2 separate regions of the Homo sapiens genome follow, and region 2 is linked to region 1. The links are chromatin loops, found by intact Hi-C in ENCODE. Cell type or tissue: PC-9. All regions are shown on one strand. Each heading gives the region's core, and the rest is flanking DNA. Links, peaks and the distances in the headings are about the cores only.

Region 1 (15,449 bases), core at 3,246-11,245:
CAGTGGCAGATGGCCAGCATCTTCATGTCATTAGCATCTGACAGCCTTTGTGAACCGCAGTGGCCAAGGCCTGCCTTGACCAGTAAGGCCCAAAGCATCAAACCCAGGGCTCCATGTCAACTCCTGCATGATGGATGGGTCCTCCTGGGGAGGGAGAGGGCTCCCCCGGTGGCAGGGCCAATTCAAGTTTCTGAGAGTCTTGTTCTCTATGCTGCCAGCCTTCCTTCTGGAGGCCTCCCAGCCTTGAGCCTGTCTCATCTTTACCTGTCAAGAGAAATTGAGTCAACAAACATATATGAGCACCTACCACACGCCGAACCCTATGCTCAGCGCCAAAGACACAAAACCAAAACAATAGTCTGTCTTTGAGTTGCTCACAATCTAGTGAACGCGATGCCTAGACCGCAAGATAGTGAAGACAGTCAGTGATACAAATTGCGTGGAATTATCATAGACGGAATGGGCACTCCTGCCACATTTAGGGCTGACTCTACTTCCAGCACTGTTCTTGGGAGATCTTATGTCATTGAGTCCTCACCACGTGGCTCTGATGTAGGTACTAATATCCTCACTTTATGGATGGGGAAGCGGCAACCTGGGGGGATTAATGGCCTGATCAAGGTCACCCAGCCTGAATGATTGTAGTGGGAGTTGAAATTTATGCAGCACACTTAGATGTGCAACACCAACACACCTCTATTATTTCTGTCAGAGCTCATCTGGATCTGGGTGAGATTCTTGCTGATGGGACAAACTTAAATGTGTCCTTTAAATGTATCTCTACTTCTTCCAGCCTTTTGCAGTTTAAAACAGTCAATTTGAAATGCAACTCCCTACCTAGCCTCTTTCCTCCATCTTTCTCCTCCTTCCAAAGATGCATCTGAGTTTAAGGAAGAACTTACACTTCCTCCTGACATGTTTTTCTCTTTTGGCTCCAACTGACCCTGGTACTGAAGTGATGGTCTGTGGTCTCTGCTCTTATATGGGTGGCCTCACCTGATTTTTTTTGTGTGTTGTTGTTGTTGTTTTTGTTGTTGTTTTGAGACAGGGTCTGCTCTGTCACCCAGGTTGGTATGCAGTGGTGCAATCATTGCTGACTGCAGCCTTGAATTTCAGGACTCAAGCAATTCCCTTGCCTCAGCCTCCTAAGTAGCTGGGACTATATAGGTGCACGCCACCACATCTGGCTAATTTCTTAGTATTTTTTGTAGAGACAAGGTCTTGATATGCTGCTCAGGCTGTTCTTGAACTCCTGGACTCAAGCAATCTTCCTGCCTTGGCTTACCAAAGTGCTGGGATTACAGGTGTGAGTCATCGCACCTGGCCCCCACGTGATTCTTTTGGTAGCCGTGCAGGCCCTGGGCACTGATATATCTGAAGCTGATCTATAATAATTTGGGATCTGGTTTCTCAGCACAGAGTCTGGGGCTTTTATAACTCACCTGTCTGACTCTACCCCACCTCAGCTCTTGGGGAGCTGCAGGTCTTCCCAGCCTCAGCCCTGACCTCCATCTGACCCTAGTGGTGGGGACTGCCTTGCTCCTAGTCAGCTCACCCTTATGCATGAGCCCCATGGCAGGCTCCTCAGCAATCTGTGAGGCGCCCCCAAAAGTCAGTAAGACTATCTGGACCCCAAACTGTCTAGTTCAAGTCAGCCTGTAAGAGTAGTTTAAAAAACCCTTTTTATATCCCAAAGTCTGAATTACTTGATTGCTGTCTCACGACAGGCTCCAGAAAGTCAGCCTTGACTTTCTGGTTCAAAACAGATCAAGGACTGTTCTAGGCAGTACCTGCTCATTCTTTTTATTTGAGTGAAATCCCTCACGGCTGAGCTTCTTCAGTGGTGTAAAGCAAAGTGGTGAGTGATGATAGAAACATCAGGAGACACATCTAAGACACGGCTATCCCGTGGCATGCAGCAGAAGCTGCTGTGCCATTTGTGTGTATGTGCTATTCACCATGCCATAGCCCTCTCAGTATGCATGGCTGTTCTGGGAACACAGAGGAGACGTGGGGTGGTGAGCAGGGAGACACCAGGAAAAGGGAACTTCTAACTCTGACTTTTTCTTTTCTTGAGACAGGCTCTCGCTCTGTCACCCAGGCTGCAGTGCAGCGTTGCCATCATAACTCACTGTAACCTCAAACTCCTGGCACAGTGATAATCCCACCTCAGCCTCTCCAGTAGCTGAGAAAGGTGTATGCCACCGTGCCCAGCTAATTAAAAAAAAGATTTTTTTGTGTGTGTGTAGAGATGGGGGTTTCACTGTGCTGCCTGGACTGATCTTAAACTCCTGGCCTGAAGCAATCTTTCCACTTCAGCCTCCCAAAGTGCTGGGATTACAGGTTTGAGCCACCACACCCAGCCCTAGCTTGGTCTTATAGGTAAGGAGTTAAGCTAATTAATTATGAGTGGGATAGTGTTGGGAGTAAAGGAGGCAGCATGAGAAATAGAAATATGAGAGTACAGGACAATTTGTGGAATGACATCTGTTCATTCATTTATTTAACAAGTTTTTTTTCCAGAAAGCCATCATTGCTAGGCCTGGGGATGGATTATCCCAGTCATCTCAGCTTTAAACTTAATGAGTTTCTCCCTTTTCCTCCAGGGGGCCACTGGGCAACTCTGTGGATGGTGGTACAGTCATTGTTATGAGGACCACAGGAGTGGAGAGGGCATGGGGGAAATGATTATTTCCAATGTGGGCAAGCGGAATTTGTGATGCTAGTGGGCAACAAGACAGACATGCCTAGTACATTTCTGATGAAATTGGTCTGGATCTGTGTCTCAGTTGTCTATTTCTGGGTAACAAACCACCTCACAACTCAGTGGTCTAAAGCAAACAATGTCTTATTATCTCTCATGATTCTGACTGAGCTCAGCTGTGTGGTTCTTCTGTTTCATGTGAGGCCAGGGGCTTGCTTGGGCTGAAGAGGTCCAAGAGGATTAACCCACATGCAGCCTTGGAGGGAACAGCTGGAGCTCCACCGGGCCTCTTCTCCCTCCCTGTCTCTCTTTCTCTCCCACTCTCTCTCCCTCCAGTCTTGGGACTTCTCCATATGACTTTTCACATGGTAGTTAAAAGCTCCTAAAGGCATGTGATCCAAGAAATGAGAAGCAGATGCTGCCAAGCCTCTTAAGGTTGGGCCTGGAATTGGCATGGTAAGATTTCTACCACATTCTCTTGGTTGATGTGAGTCACAGGCCAGCTGGGATTCAGTGTGGGAGAGGACTCTCCAAGGCATGAATATCAGAAAGTGTGGTTCCCTGGAGGTCATCTTTGTAGGGTAGCTATATGTAATTAAACTTGAAAATAGTATTCTTCATTTTTTTTTTTTTTTGAGACTGAGTCTTGATGTGTTGCCAGGCTGGAGTGCAGTGGTGCAATCTCAGTTCACTGCAACCTCCGCCTCCAGGGTTCAAGTGATTCTCCTGCCTCAGCCTTCCGAGTAGCTGGGACTACAGGTGTGCACCACCATGCCCAGCTAATTTTTGTATTTTTAGTACAGACGGGGTTTCACCATGTTGGCCAGGATGATGTCAATCTCTTGACCTCATGATCTGCCTGTCTTGGCCTCCCAAACTGCTGGGATTACAGGAGTGAGCCACTGAACCTGGCCTCCTCATTCTTTGAATCCATCACCAAATATTTCAGAGCTTGTATCTCAGCTAAGCCTGTTAGTAAAGTTGCTTTGATTAGTTTAAGTATTCCCTGAACAGTCTCCTCATCTCTGTCTAGTCCATGGGCAACTCAAGTGAATTCCTGATGGTATAATTGCAAACAGATCTTTAACTTGGAACCAAAGTGAGGGAGTGTATTAGTCTGTCCTTGCACTGCTATAAATAAATACCTGAAACTGGATAATTTATAAAGAAAGGTTTAATTGGCTCATGGTTCTGCAGGCTGCATAGGAAGCATGGCTGGAGAGGCCTCAGGAAACTTACAATCATGGCGGAAGGCAAAGGTGAAGTAGGTGCATCTTACATGGCTGGAGGAGGAAGAGAGAAAAGGGGGGAGGTGCTATACAATTTTAAACAACCAGATCTTCTGAGAACTTACTTGCTATTACAAGACCAGCAAGGGGGAAATGTACCTCCATGATCCAGTCACCTCCCACCAGGCCCCTCCTCCAACACTGGGGATTACATTTCAACATGAGATTTGGGTGGGGAGACAAATCCAAACCATATCAGGGAGTGAATGTTCTCAGTCTGCAAATACATTCGTTATACTGTGATGAGGAGGGTAGACCGGGACCCTGTCAGGTCCTCAGAACCTTGGAGAGTGGCTGTCCCATTCAGCTCTACAAGATGATGGCTGAATTGCTAATTTTGGAGTGGAAAGAAGAACGCTTTCATGTTCAGTTACTATCTGTCACTGGAATTCTATCACAGACTTCAGTTTTGGGCTTTGTGGGTTTTTAGGGTCATCTGCAGATATGTATTGAAGTATTCAATAGCATAGGCAGAAAGTAACACAGTCTTCATATTATTAAATACATTGTATTATTAATATCATGCTTCTTTGAGAATTTGTAAAAGTGAGAATTTTGCTGTGTATTTCCCATGGTAAAGATAAAGTGAGATAAAAACTCTCAATACACTGCAATTATTACTCAAAAAATAAATAAACATGTACTGTGTAGGAGTTCTTGTCCTCTCTTGCATGTTTTTTAACTTCAGGTTTGAACCCTGAATCACATTTTCTTGCTACTTAGGAGGACCCATCAGCCAATTTAAGAATGATCCAATTTCTCTCAATTGGCAATATCTCTAGATATAACACATACCACGCAGTCTTTGAATTCCATGAACACAGAATCAATGCTGACCATTTTTCTGCTATACTGCCCCACATTTTTTTTCATCTATAAAATATGAGTTAAAATTTATCTTAAAATAATAGTTGGAATAAATGAGCAAGTGAAAAGCACTTTGAAAATATATAGCACAAAACAACTGCACCACTAGCTATTATTACTATTCCTCAAAATATGTAGTATTTCTAGTCCTGTTGTCTATACTTCTTTCACCTTTCTAAGAGGTGTTGGGAAATTTATTCTTAACACTGAGATTATTAAGGCACAGCTATTATTCCCCCTTCTTGTGGCAATAAAGGACATATTATTTCAGCTATAGCTAACTTATAAAAATGTTCAGTTACTCATGTCTTAGCCCGAGTGAACATACATTATTATGCTACATTCTTTACTATTTGTAAAATAGTTGTCAGCTACAAATGCATTATCCTACACATTGAAGTTAATGATGGAAAAATGCTGCTGTCACAGAAAATTGGATTGTGAAAGTAGATAAATGCTCAGGTGCTTATTTTTAAAATAGCAAGCATTCATCTTGTGATAGTATTGGCTTCCAGTAGCTTTATCTCCATTACATAAGTGCCAGGCAGGCAATTATTATCCTGGAAGAGTGTGAGGACTTGTTATTTCATCAGCACATAAAGAGTCTTCCTACTAGATGCCATATATGGTCTGAAGTCCTGGACTCCAATCCAACCTCTTCATTTAAACACTTTTAAATTTGTATATTTTAAAATATAAACAATGATCCAAAATTCAGACACTTCAAAAAGGCATATAATGAAACGTCCCCCTTCCCTCCTCTCCTCCAGCCACACAGGGCCCCACCTTGAAGTCAAATGATGTTAATGGTTTCTTGTGTATATCTGAGATATTTTGTGCATATATAGACATAGATCTGTATATCTATCTTCCTTATTGCCCCCTGTTATGGACTGAATTTGTATTCCCCAAATTCTTATGCTGAAGCCGTAATCCCCAGTATGTCCTGCATTTGGAGATAGGGCCTTTAAAGAGATACTTAAGGTAAAGTGAAGTCATTTGGGTGGGCCCTAGGCCAATATGGTGTCCTTATAAGAGGAGGAGATGAAGACAAACACATGCAGAGGGAAAACCACATGAAGATACAAAGAGAAGATGGCCGTCTGCAAGCCAAGACAAGGGGCTCCAGGAAAAACCAAACTTGCTGACACCCTGATCTTGGATTTCTAGCTTTCAGAGTTGAGAGAAAATTTCTGTTGTTTAAGCCACCCAGTCTGTAATATTTGTTATGGCAGCCCTAGCAGACTAATATGCCTCTGCTATTTTTTTTTAATTTTTAATTTTTACAAACTAGTAGCATACAATGCCCACTTTGCTGGACCCCTCTTTTTCACTTACTATATTTTTCACGAAGTACATAAAAGCTTCCCTCTTCATTTATTGTTATGGATATATGAATTATTTTTATTATATGGTTGTAGCATAACTATTTGACCATTCTCCTACTGATGAACATTTAGAATATTTCCGATATTTTACTACTAGAAACAATACTGTCATAAATAATTTGTATATGAATAATTTTACACACGAGCAAGCATACCCGTAGAATCAGTTTCTAAAACTAACACCACTGCGTATAAGGACATCTGCAGTAATATTTTGGGTTTAAAAAAATTTTTTTTAATTTTTTATTTTTTGAGACAGAATCTCATTCTGTTGCCCTGGCTGGAGTGCAGTGGTGCAATCTCAGCTCACAGCAACCTCTGCCTACCAGGTTCAAGCGATTCTCCTGCCTCAGCCTCCCAAGCAGCTGGGATTACAGGCGCCCGCAACCACGCTTGGTCATATATATATATATATATTTTTGTATTTTTAGTAGAGACGAGGTTTCATTATGTTAGACAGGTTGGTCTCGAACTCCTGACTCTGGTGATCCGCCCACCTCCGCCTCCCAAAGTGCTGGGATTGCAGGCATGAACCACTGCATCTGGCTTGCAGTAATATTTTGATAGTTATTGCCAAATTGCCCTTCCTGGAGGACATACAGACTTATACTTACACCAGAAAGAATGAGAGTGCCTACTTCCTACATCTTCCACACACAGTTTGTTATTGAACTTTTTGATTTTTACTAATCTGGTAAAAATTTTGCATGTCAGGAAGTATCATTTTGCAGTTTTCTCATTGTGGTGATGTTGAACATCTTTTTGTAAGTTTAAAAGACATTTATATCTCATTTTTTGATTAAGCTTCTTTTTCCACTGGGCTTTTCATCTTTTTGTATTGTAGATGTTCTTTTTTTTTTTTCTTTTATTTTTATTTTGAAACAGGGTCTTGCTCTGTCACCCAGCCTGGAGTGCAGTGAGGTGATCATAGCTCACTGCAGCCTTGACCTCCCTGGCTCAAGCAATCCTCCCATCTCAGCCTCCTGAGTAGCTAGAACTACAGGTGCACGCCATTATGCCTGGCCAATTTTAAAACAATTCTTTGTAGGGATGAGGTCTCACAATGTTGCCCACGTTAGTTTTGAACTCCTCGGCTCAAGTGATCCTCCTGCCTTGGCCTCCCAAAGTACTGATGTTCTTTATTTGTTAGAAAAATTAGTCATTTTCAGTGATATGAGTTGCAAACATTTCCCCCAGTTTGTACTGGTCTTTTTACATTACTTCTGAGGAGGCTGTGTAGAAAATTTTGAGTTTAATATTATCAACTTTATCAGTCCTTTTTAAAACAGTGCAATGGCCTCTGACAATAAGCACCCAGAGTGAGGATAAACTTCCTGGGGACCTCGGGACCCCTGAACTTGCTTGCAGCTGATGTCTGAAATGAGGCTCACTTCAGGCATCAGCTGCAAGTTCAGGGGTCCCCAGGCCACCTTCACTCCTGACCAACTGGTTACAAGTTCGGGGTTCCCACGATCCTCTCAAGTTTGATAATTCACTAGAATGACTAACAGAATTCAGGGAAGAGCTATATGATTTAAAAAATTACAGTTTTATTATCACAAAAAGATTACGAATAAGAACCAATCAAAAGAAGAGACAGATAGGTAGAGGTCTGGGAGGGTCCTAGATGGGAAGTTTCTGGTGTCCTCTCCCTGCAGAGATGGGATGCATCATCCTCCGAGCACATCGGTGTGTACAATATGCAGAGTACTGTCAACTAGGATACACACTTGAGCTTCAAGTTCAGAGTTTTTTTGGGTTTCATTATGTGTGCATGATTGATTGAAACACTAGTCACCCTCTGAACTCAGTCTCCAGTCACCCCTCTTCCCTCCCTGGAGATCAGGCTGATATCACTTGGCTCAAATTCCAACCCTCTAATGACATAATTGGTCTCTCTCTCAGTGGCCAGCCTCTGTCTCGAGTCATCTCTTAGAAACTGTCGAAGAGCCTCCTATGAGTCACCTTATTAGAATAAACTATGAGGGCATACCATGAATAACAAAGACATTCCTATCACCCAGGAAATTCCAAGAAGTTAGAGATTAACTCACAGGAACCAGGAACCAGGGACAAAGCCCAATAAATTCTTTATTACTCAGGATACAGATTCTGGATTTTGTTTCATACATAGAAAGCACTTCCTTTTCTAAGATTATTATAAAAACAAATTACCCCATGATTTCCTCTAGTACCTGAATGATTCAATTTTTTTCCAACATAAAAGTGTGATTATAGATTCAAATCGTTTTCTTTTTTTCTTTCTTTCTTTCTTTCTTTTTTTTTTTGAGACAGGGTCTTGCTCTGTTGCACAGGCTGGAATACAGTGGTGTTATCATAGTTGACTGTAGCATTGAGCTCCTGGGCTCGAGCAATCCTCCCATCTCTGCCTCCTGAGTAGCTGGAACTATAGGCATGTGCCACCATGCCTGGCTAATTAAAAAAAATTTTTTTTGTAGAGATGGGGTCTCCCTATGTTGCCCGGGCTGCAAATTGTTTTCTTGATAATTGTCCCCTAACCATTTGTTGAATAAACTATTTTTCTTCTACTGATTGAAATGCTAACCTTAGCCTATACTAAATTTCCGTATGTATATGGATCTATTTCTCAACTTTATAATGTGTTCAATTGCATTTTTAAATGTTTATACCACATTATTATAATTTTATAATTTATTATTTCAAATTAATATTAATAGTAAATTTCTTAAACTTCTAAAAAACTTTTTTTGGAAATAGATTTAAAATCAAATACCAATTAGAGGTGGTAAGACACAAATGTAGCTGTCAGAGGAGTAGACAGTATCCTATTGATCTGGTTTGTCAGCTGGTTAGCAGGTTAGCATAGGGATTGTTCCAATGAATTCACTTACTTTATTGCCAGAATTGAAGAAAACTTATAAAACTGTGCTGCATTTATTTGTGTTTTACAAGCAGTTATTCAGAATCAAATGGAAATTTTTCACTGCATTGGAAATAGCCTGGCCAAATCCTCAAATTCCACAGAAGCAGTTTAGGTGTTTGGTCTTCTCAATGGTCAGCTTTTGGATGAGTTGGGCACTTGTTTTCCTCAATGACCACCTCCTGTACATCTTGACCTGGAGACAAACTACTCAGTTTCTCCCAGCAGCATTAACTGGGCCTCACTCTGTTCTTGAACAAGATGAGTTCAAGTCAGCCAGTGCAACCAGATCCAGTGTAGACAGAATCTGGTTCTTTGATCATCAACCCTGGGAGGAACTATCATCTTCATACTAGTCTTTTCCTTCAGACTGGGCAAAGAACATTTGTGGAATAGACCACATATTTGTGGCTCTCACTGGTAAAAATGTAGCTTTGTAAGCTTGCCTGAGAACAGAGCATGAATGTCAGATCCTGGCTCAGCTGCACTGCCTAACTTGGGGAGTTTTAGAAGTTACGCATCAGCAAAAAAATGTCCTGATCTGACAGCTTTGAAGAGAGTAGTGGTTCTCCCTGCTTGGAGTTTGAGATCTGAGAACGGACAGACTGCCTCCTCAAGTGGGTCCCTGACCCCTGAGTAGCCTAACTGGGAGACACCTCCCAGCAGGGGCTGACTGACACCTCATACAGCCGGGTGCACCTCTGAGATGAAGCTTCCAGAGGAATGATCAGGCAACATCTGCTGTTCTGCAAAATTTACTGTTCTGCTGCCTCCGCTGGTGATACCCAGGCAAACAGGGTCTGGAGTGGACCTCCAGTAAACTCCAACGGACCTGCAGCTGAGGGTCCTGACTGTTAGAAGGAAAACTAACAAACAGAAAGGACATCCACACCAAAATCCCATCTGTACGTCACCACCATCAAAGACCAAAGGTAGATAAAATCACAAAGATGGGTAGAAACCAGAGCAGAAAAGCTGAAAATTCTAAAAATCAGAGCACCTCTTCTCCTCCAAAGGAACGCAGCTCCTCGCCAGCAATGGAACAAAGCTGGATGGAGGAAGACTTTGACGGGTAGAGAGAAGAAGGCTTCAGACGATCAGTAATAATAAACTTCTCCAAGCTAAAAGAGGATGTTCAAACCCATTGCAAAGAAGCTAAAAACATTGAAAAAAGATTAGATGAATGGCTAACTAGAATAACCAACGCAGAGAAGTCCTTAAATGACCTGATGGAGCTGAAAACCATGGCACGAGAACTACGTGACACATGCAAAAGCTTCAGTAGCCGGTTTGATCAAGTGGAAGAAAGGGTATCAGTGATTGAAGATCAAATGAATGAAATGAAGCAAGAAGAGACGTTTAGAGAAAAAAGAGTAAAAGGAAATGAACAAAGCCTCCAAGAATTATGAGACTATGTGAAAAGACCAAATCTACGTCTGATTGGTGTACTTGAAAGTGACAGGGAGAATGGAACCAAGTTGGAAAACACTCTTCAGGATATTATCCAGGAGAACTTCCCCAACCTAGCAAGGCAGGCCAACATTCAAATTTAGGAAATACAGAGAACGCCACAAAGATACTCCTCGAGAAGAGCAACTCCAAGACACATAATTGTCAGATTCACCAAAGTTGAAATGAAGGAAAAAATGTTAAGGGCAGCCAGAGAGAAAGGTCGGGTTACCCACAAAGGGAAGCCCATCAGACTAACAGGGAATCTCTCAGCAGAAACTCTATGAGTCAGAAGAGAGTGGGGGCCAATATTCAACATTCTTAAAGAAAAGAATTTTCAACCCAGAATTTCATATCCAGCCAAACTAAGCTTCATAAGTGAAGGAGAAATAAAATGCTTTACAGACAAACAAATGCTGAGAGATTTTGTCACCACTAGGCCTGCCTTACAAGAGCTCCTGAAGGAATCACTAAACATGGAAAGGAACAACTGGTACCAGCCACTGCAAAAACATGCCAAATTGTAAAGACCATCAATGCTAGGAAGAAACTGCAGCAACTAACAAGCAAAATAACCAGCTAACATCATAATGACAGGATCAAATTCACACATAACAATATTAACCTTAAATGTAAATGGGCTAAATTCTCCAATTAAAAGACACAGACTGGCAAATTGGATAACGAGTCAAGACCCATCAGTGTGCTGTATTCAGGAGACCCATCTCACATGCAGAGACACGTATAGGCTCAAAATAAAGGGATGGAGGAAGATCTACCAACCAAATGGAAAACAAAGGCAGGGGTTGCAATTCTAGTCTCTGATAAAACAGACTTTAAACCAACAAAAATCAAAAGAGACAAAGAAGGCCATTACATAATGATAAAGGGATCAATTCAACAAGAAGAGCTAACTATCCTAAATATATATGCACCCAATACAGGAGCACCCAGATTCATAAAGCAAGTCCTTAGAGACTGACAAAGTGACTTAGACTCTCACACAATAATAATGGGAGACTTTAACACCCCACTGTCAACATTACACAGATCAACGAGACAGAAAGTTAACAAGGATATCCAGGAATTGAACTCAGCTCTGCACCAAGTGGACCTAATAGACATCTACAGAACTCTCCACCCCAAATCAACAGAATATACATTCTTCTCAACACCACATCACACTTATTCTAAAATTGACCACATAGTTGGAAGTAAAGCACTCCTCAGCAAATGTAAAAGAACGGAAGTTATAACAAACTGCCTCTCAGACCACAGTGCAATCAAACTAGAACTCAGGATTAAGAAACTCAATCAAAACCACTCAACTACATGGAAACTGAACAACCTGCTCCTGAATGACTACTGGGTACATAACGAAATGAAGGCAGGAAAAAAGATGTTCTTTGAAACCAATGAGAACAAAGACACAACATACCAGAATCTCTGGGGCACATTTAAAGCAGTGTGTAGATGGAAATTTATAGTACTGAATGCCCACAAGAGAAAGTATGAAAGATCTAAAATTGACACCCTAACATCACAATTAAAAGAACTAGAGAAGCAAGAGCAAACACATTCAAAAGCTAGCAGAAGGCAAGAAATAACTAAGATCAGAGCAGAACTGAAGGAAATAGAGACACAAAAAACCTTCAAAAAATCAATGAATCCAGGAGCTGGTTTTTTGAAAAGATCAACAAAATTGATAGGCCTCTAGCTTGCTAATGGCCTAATAAAGAAGAAAAGAGAGAAGAATCAAATAGATGCAATAAAAAATGATAAAGGGGATATCACCACCGATCTCACAGAAATACTAACTACCATCAGAGAATGCTATAAACACCTATACGCAAATAAACTAGAAAATCTAGAAGAAATGGATAAATTCCTTGACACATACACCCTCCCAAGACTAAACCAGGAAGAAGTTGAATCCCTGAATAGACCAATAAAAGGTTCTAAAATTGAGGCAATAATTAATAGCCTATCAACCAAAAAAAGTCCAAGACCAGGCGGATTCAAAGCTGAATTCTACCAGAGATACAAGGAGGAGCTGGTACCATTCCTTCTGAAACTATTTCAATCAACAGGAAAAGAGGGAATCCTCCCTAATTCTTTTTATGAGGTCAACGTCATCCTGATACCAAAGCCTGGCAGAGACACAACAAAAAAAGAGAATTTTAGACCAATATCCCTGACGAACATCGATACAAAAATCCTCAATAAAATACTGGCAAACTGAATCCAGCAGCACATCATAAAGCTTATCCACCATGATCAAGTTGGCTTCATCCCTGGGATGCAAGGCTGGTTCAACATACACAAATCAATAAACGTAATCCATCATATAAACAGAACCAAAGACAAAAACCACATGATTATCTCAATAGATGCAGAAAAGGCTTTTGACAAATTTCAACAGCTCTTCAGGCTAAAAACTCTCAATAAACTAGGTATTCATGGGACTTATCTCAAAATAATGAGAGCTATTTATGACAAACCCACAGCCAATATCATACTGAATGGGCAAAAACTGGAAGTGCTCCCTTTGAAAACTGGCACAAGACAGGGATGCCCTCTCTCACCACTCCTATTCGACATAGTGTTGGAAGTTCTGGCCAGGGCAATCAGGCAAGAGAAAGAAAGAAAGGGTATTCAATTAGGAAAAGAGAAAGTCAAATTGTCCCTGTTTGCAGATGACATGATTGTATATTTAGAAAACCCCATCATCTCAGTCCAAGATCTCCTTAAGCTGATAAGCAACTTCAGCAAAGTCTCAGGATACAAAATCAATGTGCAAAAATCACAAGCATTCCTGTACACCAATAACAGACAAACAGAGAGTCAAATCATGAGTGAAGTCCCATTCACAATTGCTTCAAAGAGAATAAAATACCTAGGAATCCAACTTACAAGGGATGTGAAGGACCTCTTCAAGGAGAACAACAAACTACTGCTCAACAAAATAAAAGAGGGCACAAACAAATGGAAGAACATTCCATGCTCACAGATAGGAAGAATCAATATTGTGAAAATGGCCATACTGCCCAAGGTGATTTATAGATTCAATGACATCCCCATCAAGCTACCAATGACTTTCTTCACAGAATTGGAAAAAACTACTTTAAAGTTCATATGGAACCAAAAAAGAGCTCACATTACCAAGTCAGTCCTAAGCCAAAAGAACAAAGCTGGAGGCATCATGCTACCTGATTTCAAACTATACTACAAGGCTACAGTAACCAAAACAGCATGGTACTGGTACCAAAACAGCATGGTACTGGTACCAAAATAGAGATATTGACAAATGGAACAGAATAGAGCCCTTGAAAATAATACCACACATCTACAACCATCTGGACTTTGACATACGTGACAAAAACAAGAAATGGGGAAAGGATTCCCTATTTAATACATGGTGCTGGGAAAGCTGGCTAGCCATATGTAGAAAGCTGAAACTGGATCCCTTCCTTACACCTTATACAAAAATTAATTCAAGATGGATTAAAGACTTAAATGTTAGACCTAAAACCATAAAAACCCTAGAAGAAAACCTAGGCAATACCATTCAGGACATAGGCATGGATAAGGACTTCATGACTAAAACACCAAAAGCAATGGCAACAAAAGCCAAAATTGACAAATGGGATCTAATTAAACTAAAGAGCTTCTGCACAGCAAAAGAAACTACCTTCAGAGTGAACAGGCAACCTACAGAATGGGAGAAAATTTTTACAATCTACCCATCTGACAAAGGGCGAATATCCAGAATCTACAAAGAATTTAAACAAATTTACAAGAAAAAAACAAACAACCCCATCAACAAGTGGGTGAAGGATATGAACAGACACTTCTCAAAAGAAGACATTTATGCAGCCAAGAGACACATGAAAAAATGTTCCTCATCACTGGCCATCAGAGAAATGCAAATCAAAACCACTGTGAGATACCATCACATACCAGTTCAAATGGCGATCATTAAAAAGTCCAGAAACAACAGGTGCTGGAGAGGATGTGGAGAAATAGGAACACTTTTACACTGTTGGTGGGACTGTAAACTAGTTCAACCATTGTGGAAGACAGTGTGGCAATTCCTCAAGGATCTAGAATTAGAAATACCATTTGACCCAGCCATCCCATTACTGGATATATACCCAAAGGATTATAAATCATGCTGCTATAAAGACACATGCACACGTATGTTTATTGCGGCACTATTCACAGTAGCAAAGACTTGAACCAACCCAAATGTCCAACAACGATAGACTGGATTAAGAAAATGTGGCACATATACACCATGGAATACTATGCAGCCATAAAAAAGGATGAGTTCATGTCCTTTGTAGGGACATGGATGAAGCTGGAAACCATCATTCTGAGCAAACTATTGCAAGGACAGAAAACCAAACACCGCATGTTCTCACTCATAGGTGGGATTTGAACAATGAGAACACTTGGACGCAGGGTGGGGAATGTCATACACCAGGGCCTATCGTGGAGTGGGGGGAGGGGGGAGGGATAGCATTAAGAGATATACCTAATGTAAATGACGAGTTAACAGGTAAAGCACACAAACATGGCACATGTATACATATGTAACAAACCTGCACGTTGTGCACACATGCCCTAGAACTTAAAGTATAATGATGATGATAATAATAATAATAAAGAAGATATGCATCAGGCTTCATGTGTCAAAATGCCTGCCTTATCCTATCTTTCCATCTTATTTATTTATTTTTTGAGATGAAGTTTCACTCTTATCGCCCAGGCTGGAGTGCAAAGGCACGATCTCGGCTCACTGCAACCTCTGCCTTCCAGGTTCAAGCAATTCCCTGCCTCAGTCTCCT
Region 2 (15,449 bases), core at 3,560-11,559, 58 kb before region 1:
ATCCCAGAACTGTCTGTTACAGCAACACCTTTAGATTCCTCACAGGCCAGGTGTGGAGGCTCATGCCTGTAATCCCAGCACCTTGGGAGGCTGAGACAGGAGGATTGCTCCAGCCCAGGAGTTTGAGACCAACCTGGGTAACATAGCAAGACTCCCTCTCTACAAAAAATTTAAAAATTAGCCAAGCATGGTGGTGTTCACCTGCAGTCTCAGCTACTCAGGAGGTTGAGGTGGGAGGATCACTTGAGCCTGGGAGGTTGAGGCTGCAGTGAAGAGTGATCACACAAACAACAAAAACCACTCCTTGCCTATCTTTAAGAGATTAACTACATGAGCAGGCTTTCATGAGCAGTTGAATTTCTTCCCTGGATTCATTGTGAGCAAGCTCCTTGGAGTTTGGTGAGCCTTTTAACTGTAAACCAAAAAAAATAACTGAGGCAAGTCTCAATCATTTTTAGAGGTTTATTTTGCCAAGGTTGAAGACATGCCCGAGAGAAAAAAAAGGTACAGAAAACCACAGGAAACATCTGTGCTCCGTGATTTTTTCCCAAAGAGGGTCTGGGTACTTCAATATTCAAAGGGAAAAAGAGCAGGCAGTAGGTGAAAGAGGAAGGAGGAAAAGAAAGGGAAAGAGTAGATAAAAGAGGCAAACAGTTGCATTCCTTTGAGTCTTTTGATCAGTGAAGCCACTTTTTTCACGTGAAAGGAGGGAGGAGAGGAATAGTCAATTATGCATTTATCTTGTGCTCAGTTAATCTCCATTTTTACATAAGGTAAAATAAACATAGGAAGTAGAGGAAGCAGTTAGATATGCATTCCTCTCAGTTGAACAGAGGGATGATGGCTTTTAGTTCTTGGTTTTTGTTCTCTTTCTGTAGAAGATTAGCTTCTAATTTATTAATACATTGTAGGGTGAAATTCAACAGAACTGTCTTAGGGTAAAGATATTGGGGCTCACAAGAGATTTCCTTGTGAGGAAATTGTGAGGGAAGAATGTAGCCTTTTATCTTGTAGCTATCTATTTAGGAACAAAGTGGAAGGCAGGTTTGCCTGACCGAGTTCCCAGCTTAATGTTTCCCTTTGGCTTAGCGAGTTTGGGGTCCAGAGATTTTATTTTCCTTTCAGATGCCATAGGAAATGTAACAACTGTAGAAACGAGATTTCAGAGCTGGGCCTCTCAAGACCCATTTGACTACAAGGTCAGAGAGAGAATGCTGGTCCTCATAGGCCTGTCCTGAGTCGGCTCTGGACACCTGGAGGCCACAACTGCAAGAGTGAGGGTGAGGTCAGTGACCAGAAGGAAGGTGTCACTAGGGAAAGAGCATGGAACCCTCAATTCCAACAGTAACCCTCAATTCCAACTGTAACCCTTACCAGCCCTGTTATGAACTGGATGCTTGTGTCCTCTGGAAATTCATATCTTGAAATCCTAATCCCCAACGTGATGATCTTAGGAGGAGGATTTGGGGGTAAGTAGGTCATGAAGGTGGAGCCCTCACAAATGAGATTAACACCCTTGTAAGAAGAGACATGAGAACTTGCTCACTCTCAGCTCTTCACTTGTGAAAATGCAATGAGAAGGCATCAATTGCAAACCCAAAAGTGGCCTGGAAAGCCCAAGATCAAGATGTTGGAATATCTGGGATCTGGTGAGGGCTGCTTCCTGGCCATCCCTGGATGTTATTTCCTTAGGACCCTAGTCTATTAGTGGTACCCCAAGCCCTTCACTCGGGCACCCCAAGTAGCCTTGCCATCACCTGATCCTCAGTAAAACCCCTATCCCCAAAAGTTAGGTGTTAGAAAGGAAAGGTATCTGATTGAACGGGTTCACATTCAATAGCTATTAGCTTCAGAGTCCTCTGGGAAATATGCATGTTTTGAAAAAAAGGTGCTCAATAACCAAGATGAATCTCAAATCAGTTGAATTTCAGACAAGATAAAAAGTTCAAAAGGCAGCATTCAGAGAAGCCATCATGGGCCAGGAGTGATGGTTCACACTTATAATTCTAGGACTTTGGGAGGCCAACATGGGAGGTCTACTTGAGGCCAGGAGTTCAAGACCAGCCTGAGTAACATAAAGAGACCCCATCTCTATAAAAATTTAAAAATTTGGGCACAGTGGCTCACACCTGTAATCCCAGCACTTTGGGAGGCTGAGGCGGGCCCATCACGAGGTCAGGAGATCGAGACCATCCTGGCTAACACGGTGAAACCCCATCTGTACTAAAAATACAAAAAAATTAGCCAGGCGTGGTGGTGGGTGCCTGTAGTCCTAGCTACTCGGGAGGCTGAGTCGGGAGAATGGCCTGAACCGGGGAGGCAGAGCTTGCAGTGAGAGGAGATCTCGCCACTGCACTCCAGCCTGGGTGACAGAGCGAGACTCTGTCTCAAAACAAAACAAAAATTTAAAAATGTAAAAACAATTAGTCAGGCATGATGGTGCACACCTGTGATCCTAGCTGCCCAGGAGACTGAGTCAGGAAGATCACTTGAGCCCAAGAGTTCGAGGCTGCAGTGAGCTATGGTCATGCCATGGCTAGAGCTATGATCACTCCAGCCTGGGCAACAGAGCCAGACCCTATCTCAAAAAAGAAAAAAAAAAAAACCCCTACAAAAACAGAGGAACCATCATGACAGTTTCACTTGCGTCCATGTGAAGAGACCACCAAACAGGTTTTGTGTGAGCAACAAGGCTGTTTATTTCACCTGGGTGCAGGCGGGCTGAGTCCGAAAAGAGAGTCAGCAAAGGGAGATAGGGGTGGGGCCGTTTTATAGGATTTGGATAGGTAAAGGAAAATTACAGTCAAAAGGGGTTGTTCTCTGGCTGGCAGTGATGGGGGTCACAAGCTCAGTGGGGGAGCTTTTGAGCCAGGATGAGCCAGGAGAAGGAATTTCACAAGGTAATGTCATCAGTTAAGGCAGAAACGGGCCACTTTCACTTCTTTTGTGATTCTTCAGTTACTTCAGGCCATCTGGATGTATATGTGCAGGTCACAGGAGATATGATGGCTTAGCTTGGGCTCTGAGGCCTGACAGACAGCAGATCCAGTCCTGCCTCAGAGCCTAAAATATGTCATCAATCAGAATATTCTTGCTTTTCACATAGTCCTCTTTTTCTCATCCTTCTCTGAACACTGCATCACCCACCCCGCTTTGATTGCCAGGGCACAGTAGTTGCGCTCTGGCAGGTATAGTAAGAGGGTGCTTGCTGAGCCCTTTGATGGTAGGGGTCATATGAAATTTCTGGATTTGCGCGTCAGGGATTGTCCAGTCTGTCTTCCTCTGGGCAATCATTCCTCTGGGCAATCATTCTCCATCTTTTGGGAGAGAGATATTCCAAATGATGTAATTGCTTGAGTATGGGTGGTCAAAGTCTCAAACCTCACTTTTTCCATCCTGAGATATAGTGTCTTCAGATTTTGAGGGCAATTAATGTACTTTATATGCATCTATATCCACCACAAGGTCTAGAATTTAGTACAGGCTCAAGTAAGTGGATGAAATACTAAAATCTAATAGATATTACTAGTGCTTCTCTCCACCAGGCACATGAAAGACTACATGTCAAACCTCCCTGCCATTAAATGGGGTCATTTGAGTAGTCCTGGCCAATGGACTACAAGAAGTAATATGTGGCCCTGTTGGTCTGAACTATAGATGTGAGCTGTCTGTGCAGGCTCTTCTGTTGCCTAGGCCACTGGCCACATTACAGACAACAAAGCCTCATTTAGCCTGGGTTCCTGAGTGGCTATGTGGAGCAGACTACTCCCCAATACCTGCTCACCTGTGCTGGAGAAATATCATGAGCAAAAATTATACCTTTGTTGAAGGATTCCAGGTCCTGTTTGTTCTGCAGCATAACCTAGCCTGTTCTGACTAATACAGCCAATGGCCACTTAAAGGTAAAGGCAAAGAGGCTGCATATTTTGTAAAAATCATAAGTGCTCTTGAGGATATTTTGTTGTCTAAACTTTGGTTATTGTGAGACTTCACTCTGTGAGTCACGAAGGATCTAAAGTTTAACAGCCCCTTGGAAGAAAGTTACTCAATCTGCAGAGTCTTCCTGGTGTGAGCTGAAAGGCATGCTGCCCTGCAGTGATCGTGAGTCAGTTCCCTGGCTGCACCACCAGCTAGAAGAAGTCCAGATATCAAGGGGATATGCAGGACACTCTGACAACCGCTTCACGGCATCCTACTCACATCCTTGGAACCACATTCTCGATTGATCTGTGCATAAATGTTTGAAAAGCATTTTATTTCATTTTTTGGTTTTGAAATAAGGAGTTGACGTTTGCAGGAATGAGCACCATATGTGCCTTGTCATTTCTCCTCAGCAGGGCAAGGCCGTCCTACTGCATGATGCCGTCTACTTTAGCAACCTCCTGGGAAACCTTGTTTTTCATCCATGGACAGCATTTGGCCAGAGACCGCAAGCAGAAGGCATAGAGATGGGAAGAGTCCATTTTTTGGCAGTGTCTCCAAATTCACCTCACCAAAAATTCCAATTATTTTTGGTTTCTGCGTTGGCAATGAATTTTGCTAGGATGGGTACCATATGTTCTAGTGTTTCTGAAACCATTCCAGTTTTTACTATTTTACTTGTCTCTGTAATACAGCAAAATGCCCCAGAAATTTCAATATTTTAGTATACAAACTACATCTATCCAACAACTTTTCACTCTAGGAAGCAATACAAAAATTCATTTTGAGAGCCTGTGCCTCAGTGTTTTGTTGAAACTAACGCACTTCACCTTCACATACCACAAACTATATGATGATATGGTTTATTTCTTTCCCAGCAAATTCTGGTCAAAAGGGCAGCGTATCAAGTTACCTTAGTCTGGAGCATCCATTTTAGAATGTGATCTCCCTGGGTCACTTAGTGCTGTAATCTGTTCTTTAACAGAAAAGTATCTGCCCAGTTTACCATTAATTAGCATATTTTAAGAGTTTTATGAGATGAACATTTCAGGCGTGAAATATCACTTCGCCTCTGAGCAGCTGGGTCGGAAGTGTGTGCCACCTCTCATTTCTGCCCAGTGACTGGGTGTGTTCATGGTTTCAGGCTGATGGTCCCGTCCACTCCAGCACAATGCTTAGCCCAGGAAGAGTAGGCCATGGGGCTCAGTGCAGGGTCCAAAGTGCATAGTGAAGACCGACTGCTCATCACCATCCCCTAGGGTTCTGTCCCAAGTGTTGAAGTACTGTCATTAAAGATTCATCCTCAGGTTGAAAGCTTAAGCCCTGCGAAAAGCCAAGTGCCCCAGGGAACCCCTCATATTAAATCATGGACTGTGAACCCCTTGGTTTGAGTGCACTAACGAGCTCCTTCCCAAAGCACATCCTCTAAGAAGGAGCCCTGGAAAGAATGGAGCTGGGCCAAGGCAGGAGGGTTTTCCAGAGAAGAGTGGAGAAGGGCAGATGAGCAGGGCGGTGCAGGGGTGCAGCAGGATAGGACAGGGGCTTCCAGGTGGAGAGTTTGTGGTCCTGAAATGCAAGAGACTAAGGGAAAGGACCTTTGTTGAGCTCTTATTCCATGCCAGCGACTACACAAAATGGTTTCTATGTATTTTTATCTGCTTTGGTTTCCTCTGTCCCCTGGGAAGTTAAGTACATGTTTCCTTTGCAGGTGAAGACTGCACCAGTCAAGGTGGTTAAGTGACTTCCTGTATGGCAGATGCAACTGACAGCAGTAACTTAAGCACACCCTGAGAATGACCCTGTGGTCTAAGAAGAATGTGTGTCTGGGAGTGGCCAACCCAGAGACTCACTCCTTATCTATGAGGGACATCCGAACCCCTGGTCCATTCCTTGGAACACAGGTGTACAGGGGATTGAAGCCTTTGTTTTGGTTTAAACAGAGGTTGATAGATGGAGGGTGGGAAGTGAAAATTGCCATATAAACTGCATGCTTTTTCAAACAATAGCAGTTCTCATGTCTAGCCCCCCGTTCCTGGACTGCCCCGTATGTGGGTCCTCAATCAACAGTCTGGTCTACTAGCTCTGGATCTCTTCTTCAGCCTCTCGGACAGGGCACCATCCCTATTGGAATCAACAGGGGTCCAGCACAACACTTCCCCAGAATCATACAGCTGGGGTGTAATGGAGCCATGATCTGAACCCAAGTCTACTTCTAAAACACTTACTGTCCCACCAACTAAATTGGCCTGGGCCTCTAAGTCAACTCTAATAGAGTTGGGATGAGTTGCTTCTCACTAGACCTATTGCTTCTTTCTAGAACTTCTGTCCCTGAAGGGGCAGAAGGGAAGCATTACCAGGCACCTGGAATTGTGTTGGCCACTATCTTAGTCTGTTCCTGCTGCTATAACAAAATGCCTGAGGCTGGGTCATTTATAAAGAACAGAAACTTACATCTCACAGTTCTGGAGGCTGGAAGTCCAATGTTAAGGCACCAGCTGGTTCAGTATCTGGTGAGGGCTGTTCTCTGCTTCAGGTGGTAAACCTACCACCACGTTGAGGATTAGGTTCCAACACCTGCATTTTGGAGGGAGGGACACAGTCATTCACACCATAGCACCACCTTCACATATCCCATACAATCCTCACATCAACCCAGCAAAGCAAGGACTATTATCCTTATGTTTACTTATTGTATCCATTTTTTTATGCTGCATAACAAATTACCGTAAACTCAATGGCTTAAAACAACACACATTTATTATGTTTCTGTGGGGCAGGTGTCTGGGCACAGCCTAGCTGGGTCCTCAGCAAAACTGCAATCAGGGTCCTGACCAGGGCTGCGTTCTCATCTCGAGACTCCCATGGGTAAGGGTCTCCATCCAAACTCACCAAGGCTGTGGAAAGATGTAGACCTCAGGGTAGCTGGCTTCTTCAAATCTTTCAAACAGACCAAGTCTTATATAACTACATAATCCTGAGAGTCACACTGCATCACGTTGGTCATATTCTGTTGGTTAGGAGCAAGTCACAGGGGTCATGGGGCCACCTTAAAGTCTATGCAATACACATACGCACATGTGCAGAAACTTAACCTCAGCTAGATGCTCATTTCTTTCAGTGCAGTTAGATGTCATGACGGGATGGAGATGGCGTGATGCTGAGGAAACTTTGACTGTGGTGTTCCTTATGTGCATGTCCTTTTCCAAGGCCTGGGGAGGGGCCCGTGGGTGGACCTAAGTTTTGTCCCTGAAGCTTGTGCATATATGCAAAATAACAAACATAAAAACTGCTAGGGCCCCTCCCAGGGCTTACAGGTGACAGGCCTTACAGCTTAGGTTTCTTGGTAAATCTGCCCCCTGTGGACGTGTCATCACTATTATTCGAATTTCTCTGGGGTATCATTTAGTCTATTACAGGATCTGGAAAATAGCAATCATTCAAAAGACTGCACATCCCTAAGTCAGCAGCGGCACTCTCTCAGTGCGACCTCTTCTCCCGCAGTTTGCTTCCCGCACCTCCCCCCTCCTCTGCCACGCTGGCTCTTGGTGCCACCTGGTTGGGAGTGGTGCCGCGGCCTCTGTTTCTCCCACTCCCTCAGCCCTCACCTTTCTGTTTTCTTCTCAAACCAGCTAGGTGTTCACAGAACCAACTCCCAAGCTCATTTTTTCTTAGTGTTGTACCCATCTGGCAAAAACCCCATCCCAGATGAGACAAGAAGTATCATATATGTGTGTCTGTGTGTCCGTGTGTGGGGGTCTGTGTCTGTGTTTCTGTGTGTATGTGTGTTTGTGTGTCTGTGTTTCTGTGTGTCTGTGTCTGTGTGTGTGTGTGTGTGTGTGTGTGTGCATACTTTCTCTCTGCTCCAGGAGAGCCACACCCCAGCGCGCAGGTCCTGCCATGCTCAGGGGGTGTGATATTCCCCCCTCGCTGTGTCTGTGGCCCCCCTCGCCCTCTCACTCTCCAGAGGACCCATCGCGCTGTCCCTCTCCTGGCTCTCAGCTGCCCGCTCCTCCTCCTCCCTCTCAGCCGATGACTGAGCATCCCACTTCACAGAGAAAATAGAAGCTACCAGATGGCTGTGCCTGTCTTTCTCCTACCGTGTCTGCGAGCCCGCTTTCACCCTCCACATCCTTGCCTTCCTCTGGGGAGAAGTGGCTAACTCCACACCAGGCTCACTCTCCACCTGCGCTCTGGGCCTCCCTGCCCCACCCCTGCTGCCTTCTCGGAAATCTCACTGTATGGATTAGCCCTTTTCCCCTTTGAATGATCTATTTTATCTTTATATCTACCCCCTCCCCCCGCAAAGGACTTTCTCATCGGTTTTTAGACATCTGGAAACCAAACCAATCAGAGTCAAAGGAGAGGAAGGGAAATTGACTCTGAGTTGTCCCTCCACACCCCTCACCCCTGCAGCTCCGCCCTGTCTCTTTCCACCTCTACACAGCCAAGTTTCTGGAAACACTTGATAATAGGCACTGTCTTCGTTTTCTCACTTTATATTCATTCTTCAAGGACTCCACTTCTGTGATGCATTGGTTCAGCTTTGTTTAGGTGTCCTGTCATTACTAAATTCCGGAAAGGTTCGTTGTCTCTTTCAGCCTCATCTGACACTGCCAGCCTAACCACTCCCTCTTTCAAACACTGGCCTTCCTTGCCTTCTGAGGAAGATACTGTGGGCTGACTCATTCAGCATTCATTCTATTCCTGCTTTGCATACCTTCCTGGCAGTGGAGAGAAAGCTAAAAATGACATTTTCCATATTCCCTCTCCACTGTTTCCAGTTGAGGTTTCAATTCCACCCATCAGGCGCCCTCTCTGGGACTGTCATTTGAAACTGAGATGCTGGGCAGGGAGGCAGGGCTGGAGGCATCACTTTTTGCTGCTGTGCATCGCAGCAGGGCAGGAAGGTTCTCCAGCCAAGAGCAGGGATGTAGCTTCCAGATCGATGACTCCCTGATGATGGCAGAGGCAGCAGCTCCTCTGACACTTATTCCTGGAAGCTCAGCCTAGCCTCTGTGTCCTTGCTTTTCCCAACAATTCTATGAATTGCTAGTGACTTTAAATACATGTCTTTTATTTAAATTAGCTAGAGTGTATTCTGTTGTCTGAGACAGCATTGATCAAAGCAATGACCGTAACACAGCACTACCTTCCTCTTCTTGAGCCTCATGGCTCCTCCTCCTATTGGTGGCTTTCCGTCTGGCCATGTATTGAAGCAGTCCTCATGGCCCCGTCCTCACCTCCTTCCTTGTCTTCTTGTCTTTTCTCCTACGCTCGACATTCCTATCCATATTCATGCTGCAGTCAGCACTAGATAAAATGATGCAGGGATGCTACGTCCAGCCAAACCACCTTTCTGTAGGCCACTCAATTTGTGGCAATTTGTTAGGGCAGCAATGGAAAACTAATACACTGGTAGAAACTAAGTGTTTAAGAAACCAATGTATTGGTTTTCTATTGCTGCCCTAACAAATTGCCACTAATTTAGTAGTTTAAAACGATATCCATCGTTATCTCACAGTTTTGTAGGTTCAAAGGGTGGGTGCAGTGGGGCTCAGCTGGGTCCTCTGCCTAGAGTCTCACAAAGCTGAAATCAAGCTGTCAGCAGGGGAGCATTCCATTCGAGGCTCTGCGGGTGAATCTCTGCCAAGCTCACTCAGGTTGTTGGTAGCATTTGGTTCTTTGTGGCTGAAGGACTGAGGTCCCTGTTTCTTTACTGGCTGTCAGCCAGGGCCTTTCACAGCTCCTTAAGGCCATCTGCATTCCTTGTCACGTTGCCCTTTCCTTCTTCAAACCACCGATGGTGTATTGAGTCTTTCTCATGCTATGAATCTCTCTGGCTTCACCTTCTGCCTTTTTTTTTTGAAACGGAGTCTTCCCAGGCTGGAGTGCAGTGGCGCAATCTCAGCTCACAGCAAGCTCTGCCTCCTGGGTTCACGCCATTCTCCTGCTTCAGCCTCCCAAGTAGCTGGGACTACAGGTGCCTGCCACCACGCCTGGCTAATTTTTTGTATTTTTAATAGAGACAGGGTTTCACCATGTTGGCCAGGATGGTCTTGATCTCCTGACCTCATGATCTGCCCGCCTCGGCCTCCCAAAGTGCTGGGATTACAGGTGTGAGCCACCACGCCCAGCCTCCTTCTGCCTTTTTTTCTGATTGCAGTTGGAGAAATTTCTTTGCTTTTTTGTGTTTTTGCTTTCTTTTTTTTTGAGACAGAGTTTCACTCTGTCGCCCAGGCTGGAGTGCAGTGGTGCAATCTTGGCTCAGTGAAACCTCTGCCTCCTGGGTTCAAGGGATTCTTGTGCCTTAGCCTCCCAAGTAGCTGGGATTACAGGTGCCCAGCACCACAGTCAGCTAATTTCTGTATTTTTAGTACAGATGGGGTTTTGTCATGTTGGCCAGGCTGGTCTCGAGCTCCTGGCCTCAAGTGATCCTCCCGCCTTAGCCTCCCAAAGTGCTGGGATTACAGGTGTGAGTCATCGTGCCCTGCCTGTTTTTGCTTTCTTAATTCCTTTTTTTTTCTTTTTTTTGCAATTTTTTTATTGAGACAAAAACTCACATAACATAAAATGCATCATTTTAAAGTGTACAATCCCATGGATTTTAGTATATTCACAATGTCGTGCAACCGTCACCATTGTCTAATTCCAAATCATTTCTATCACTGCAAGAGGAAACCATGGAAACCGTAAGCAGTCACTTTTCCCCTCTGCCTGTTCCCTGGCAACCACTCATCTATTTTCCATCTCTTCGAGTTTGCCTATTTTGGACATTTCACTTGAATGGAATCATTCGCTATGTGACCTTCACTCTCTGGCCTCTTTCACTTAGCATAATGTTTTTAAGGTTCATCCCTGTTGCAGCATGAATCAGCACTCCCTTCTTTTTTATAACTGAATAATATTCCATTGTATGGATGTACCACAGTTTGTTGATTCATTCATCGGTTGATGGTTATTTGGGTTGTTTATATTTTTGGCTATTGTGAATAATGTGGCTATGAACATTCATGTGCAGATATTCGTGTGAACATACATTTTCAATTTTTTTGAGTATATATGTAGGAATTGAATTGCTGGGTGCTATGGTAACTTCATGTTCAACTTTTTGAGGAACTGCCAAACTGCTTAAACTGTTTTTAACAGTGGTTGCATCATTTTACATTCTTCCCAGCAATGTATGAGGGTTCCATTTCTCTACATTCTTGCCAACATTTATTATTTTCCTTTAAAAAAAATTACAGTCATCCTAGTGGCATCTCACTGTGGTAGTGAAGTGGTATCTCACTGTGGTTTTAATGTGCCTTTCTCTAGTGAGTAATAACATAAGCATCTTCTCATGTGCTTGCTGACCATTTGTGTAGCTTCTTTGGAGAAATGTCTATTCAAGGCTTTCACCCTATTTTTGAATGGATTTTTGTCTTTCTATTTCTGAGTTGCAAAAGTTCTTTGTATATTCAGGATACATAGTTTCCAGTAAGTGTTGTTCAATAATTCAATAATGAGCTATTATTGTAACCATAATAGGTTTGTTGCCTGATGCGCACAGCAAGTCAATATGCCAAGACATCAGTTTGCAGCAGAGGAAGAGGTTTAATTACAGAGCCACCTACTAAGGAGATGGGAAGGAACCTTAAATCCAACTCCATGAAGAGTTTTGGACTAGGGTTTTTAAGGGTTTGGAGTGGGACAAAATGTGGAGATTATTGATTGGCTGAAGAGTGCAGGGTGAAGTCATGGGACAAGGAGAGGAAGAAGCTGTGTTCTCTTGCTGATTCCATTCCTCCGTGGGGTCTTCACACTGGTTGGTGTCAGCTGTTTCACTGGAATTTGGGCTCTGAGAAACATCTTAAGCAATCCTTAAACGAAGACTTTATGATTCTAATGTCAGTGATCCTGTCTATAGGAACAATGGGGATGCAAATCAATTCCTAGGCAGTCTTAGGACATTAATGTCAGCAATCCTGTCTGTGGGAGCAATGGGGATGCCAGTGGTCAGTACCTAGTGCCGAGTGACTTTCAGCAGCAAGGAAGTGGGCCAGAGTGCAGCCTGATTAATGCTTAATTACAATTATATTTCTGTCTAGAACCCAGCGTGCAATCCTTGTGAACCTGTGAGGACAGTGTCATTATGTTGCAGTTGTTGCTAGTGTCTGGATAGAGACAAAATTCCTTAAGGGTGCCTATGAGACCCTGTGTGGCCTGGTCCCTTCCTCTCCCTCAGACTTCACCTGTCATTGTCCCCCATGCTCTGTGTGCCCCATCTGGGCTCATCTTCTTCCACGCCCTCATACACCCCATGACCTTGGCCTGGATTTTCCTTCTCTTTCCTCTTCTTCACCTGGTAAACTCTCAACACTCTTCAAATCTCAGTTTAAGTGCCACTTCCTCAGGATATCCTCTCTGTGCTCCCTGACTAGGCCAACTGCTTTAGGCACTCATGCACGGTGCGCGGCGCCTCATCACAGCTGCAATTTTACATTCGTTTGTGTAATTATTTAATGTACCAGTGTCTCCCTCGCTAGGCTGGAAACTCACCAAATACCTCTAGCCTCTAGCACAGTGACTGGCATTGAACTAGATTCACAGTAAATACTTGTTGACCAAATGTAAATTCTTGTAGAATCCAAAAGCATTAGGACACTAGATCAATCATTTAGTCTACCCCTGTCTCATGTGGAGATGAATGAAGACCACCCAAATGAGAATGAGCAAAGGCTCTTTAGTCAGAGCTCGCAAGGGAGTCGGCCACCATCACTTGCACTTTGGCAGAGATTCAAAGGCAGGCAGAGATTCAAAGGCAGGCAGAGAGGTGGAAAAGCTTTCTAGTAGAAAAAGGAAGGCTCGGCCAGGCGCAGTGGTTCCCGCCTATAATTCCAACACTTTGGGAGGCTGATACAGGTGGATCACTTGAGGCCAGGAGTTCGAGACCAGCCTGTCCAACATGGCAAAACCCTGTCTCTCCTAAAAGTATAAAAATTAGCTAAGTGTGATGGAGTGTGCCTGTAATCCCAGTTACTTGGGAGGCTGAGACACAAGAATTGCTTGAGGCTGGGAGGCGGAGGTTGCAATGAGCCAAGACTGCGCATTGCACTGCAGCCTAGGCAACATGTAAAAGGATGGCTTCAGATTGGAAGCTGTCATCACGGGGAAGCTGTAAGTGGCTCAGTAGGAGTAGGTCATCCCATGCGATTGGTTAGGGGTGCATATTTTACTTTCTCTGATTGTTCCTAAGTTGGAAGCAGGGACAAAAAGTAGGGAAGCTGCCAGTTAAGTATTAAGTCTTGAACATTTGGGGCCAATTGTTACAGGGTGATTGTCCAGCTTGGGTTGTTTGCTAGACAGAGTGATCCGACTTCCTCTAAGGGTGACTGGTAGATAGTAGGTTGGCTTCCTGAGCTGGTCACTGCAGATTGTGGGTCAGAGTTCTATTTTTATATGTGGTCTGGCTGTTGTCCATTTTTCTGTTCACTCTCTCACTCATATACACAGGAAAGAGGATACAGCAAGGATGTTAACAGACTTGTCCAAGTTCACACAGCTTGCTAAGAATGAGTCTGGGACCTCTGTCTAGTAATGTACACCTTATCCTGCCACCTCTTCCCACTCACCTGAAGGCAATCTGTGCCTAGGATGCAAATGACCAATTTCTGTCCTGCAACCTCTGAACCAAGGACCGAGAGTCTTTTACAGTACCCTTAAAATTGGCCGGGCACCATGGCTCACGCCTGTAATTAACTTTGAGAGGCCGAGGCGGGTAGATCCCTTGAGGTCATGAGTTTGAGACCAGACTAAGCAACATGGTGCAGATTTTGTCTCTACTAAAAATACAAAAATTAGCCAGGCGTGGTGGTGGGCGCTTGTAATCCTAGCTACTTGGGAGGCTGAGACAGGAGAATCCGTTGAACCCGGGAGGCGGAGGTTGCAGTGAGCCGAGTTTGTGCCATTGCACTCCAGCCTGGGTAACAAGAGTGAAACTCCACCTCAAGAAAAAAAAAATTGTGGATAAACTGTAAAATAAGAATCTTAAAGGTTGATAATGTGGTCCTACTCTTACGAAAAGCTTCACATGTTCCCTTGACAAGTGAGTTAGCCTTCCCCTTTCCCTGGTGTGGTGAGAGGGTGCGGCCCACTCATTCCAGTGCCCTGCTTCCCTTTCTTTAAGCATGTGAGACTCAAGCTAGCTGACACGCGGGGCCTGCTGGGCACGTACGCCCCTCTGGAAGGTAATTGTGCCAGACATGGGAATAGAGAACTATAATTTTTAGACCTGGGAAGGATCATTTTTAGCTTCAGGGAATTTCTCAAGGAAGCTCTTGTCTGGAATGTAGGCTGACCGAAAGATGAGTGTATTGGAAATCTGAGTCCCTGTGATTATCATCAGAGTACGAGTATCTCCTCGGTAGCCCCTGTGGCGTAGGCGTCCCCTGTATAAACCACATCACTGGCCCATCCTCGGGCTGTGTTATGGAGCTCAGTGGGGAGCAGTGAAGGCGTCGAGGGAGGAGGCCCTGCAGGACCCTCAAGGGTGTGCCCAGGACACAGCCAGGCCTCTGCTGGCAACATGGCAACATCAACCTGGTCTGGCTTGCACTAAGGCCCAGTGGAGACAAAACACCTCCAGAACTATTAATATTCTCATTTTAAAGTAAATATTCTTTTAAATTTTATTTTAAATTATAATTTAATTTATTATATACAAATATATAAATACAAACATACACAAATATACAATTTTAAAATAAATATTTTAAATAAAAATACTATCAGCTAATCTAAACATATTTAAATGAATTATGCTATCAAAAAGAAGTTTTCTAGCATAAGGAAAGAAGTTAGCAATATTGCAGGAGCGTTGATGTGTAGTTTTAGCCCGAGTAACAAAGAGAACAAAAGATAAAAGAAGCCAAATGCTGCTTTGCATGATAATGGGCCAGACGCTTAGACACGTGGGGGTAGACACTGTTTTTCTTAAACCATCTATTATGGAAAATTTTCAAAAGTGCACATTCTTCAGAATGTTTTAGAGCAAATCCTGTAAATCATGTCTTTTCACCTATAAATATTTCACTGCCTATCTTTTTAACAGATGAATACTTCTAAAAGGTAACAAAAATACCATTGTCACACTAAAAAAAAAATCAACAATAATTTCTTAATACCATCTAAACCTCAGGCAATGTTTATACTCTACAGATTGTCTCAAAACTGTTTTATCAGGGTTAGTTTGTTTGAATCATGCACCAAACAAGATCCATGTGTTGCATTTAGTTAATGTGTCAGTAGGCCCTTTTGAGCCAAGGAAAACGTTTTCTTACATTAGATTGACACCGAGGATGAAACTCAAATACCTCTGAGAGTCAGGCAGTAACTGTAAATGAGTGAAGTTAGTTTTTAAAAAAGTCTTTAATTACAGGCATGCTTTGCCTATTAAACACCTAGGAATACATTTCACTTCCAAAGAAATCTGAGGAAAACATTTTCTTATATTAGGTTGATACCAAGGATGGAAACTCAAATATCTCTGA

The links. A loop is a pair of places that touch in the nucleus more often than their neighbours do. Peaks named below come from ENCODE experiments on the same cell type or tissue, not always from the same donor. Only the 100,000 strongest peaks of a DNase experiment are listed, where the experiment ranks them.
Region 2: it touches region 1 in a loop (6-fold over the local background); 7 of 110 quality-filtered maps call a loop at or near these places.

Annotation. Positions count from the first base shown.
Region 1 is chr18:8,883,851-8,899,299 of GRCh38, reverse strand. No RefSeq gene overlaps it. Among named protein-coding and RNA genes, the nearest start is that of GACAT2, 180 kb to the right of the region's middle. In PC-9, for the core only: no CTCF peak of the experiment used is centred there; a DNase peak (open chromatin) is centred at 8,169; H3K27ac peaks cover 1,187 bases.
Region 2 is chr18:8,941,951-8,957,399 of GRCh38, reverse strand. No RefSeq gene overlaps it. Among named protein-coding and RNA genes, the nearest start is that of NDUFV2, 150 kb to the left of the region's middle. RefSeq lists an enhancer at 8,011-8,783. In PC-9, for the core only: no CTCF peak of the experiment used is centred there; DNase peaks (open chromatin) are centred at 4,019, 8,499 and 11,239; H3K27ac peaks cover 1,669 bases.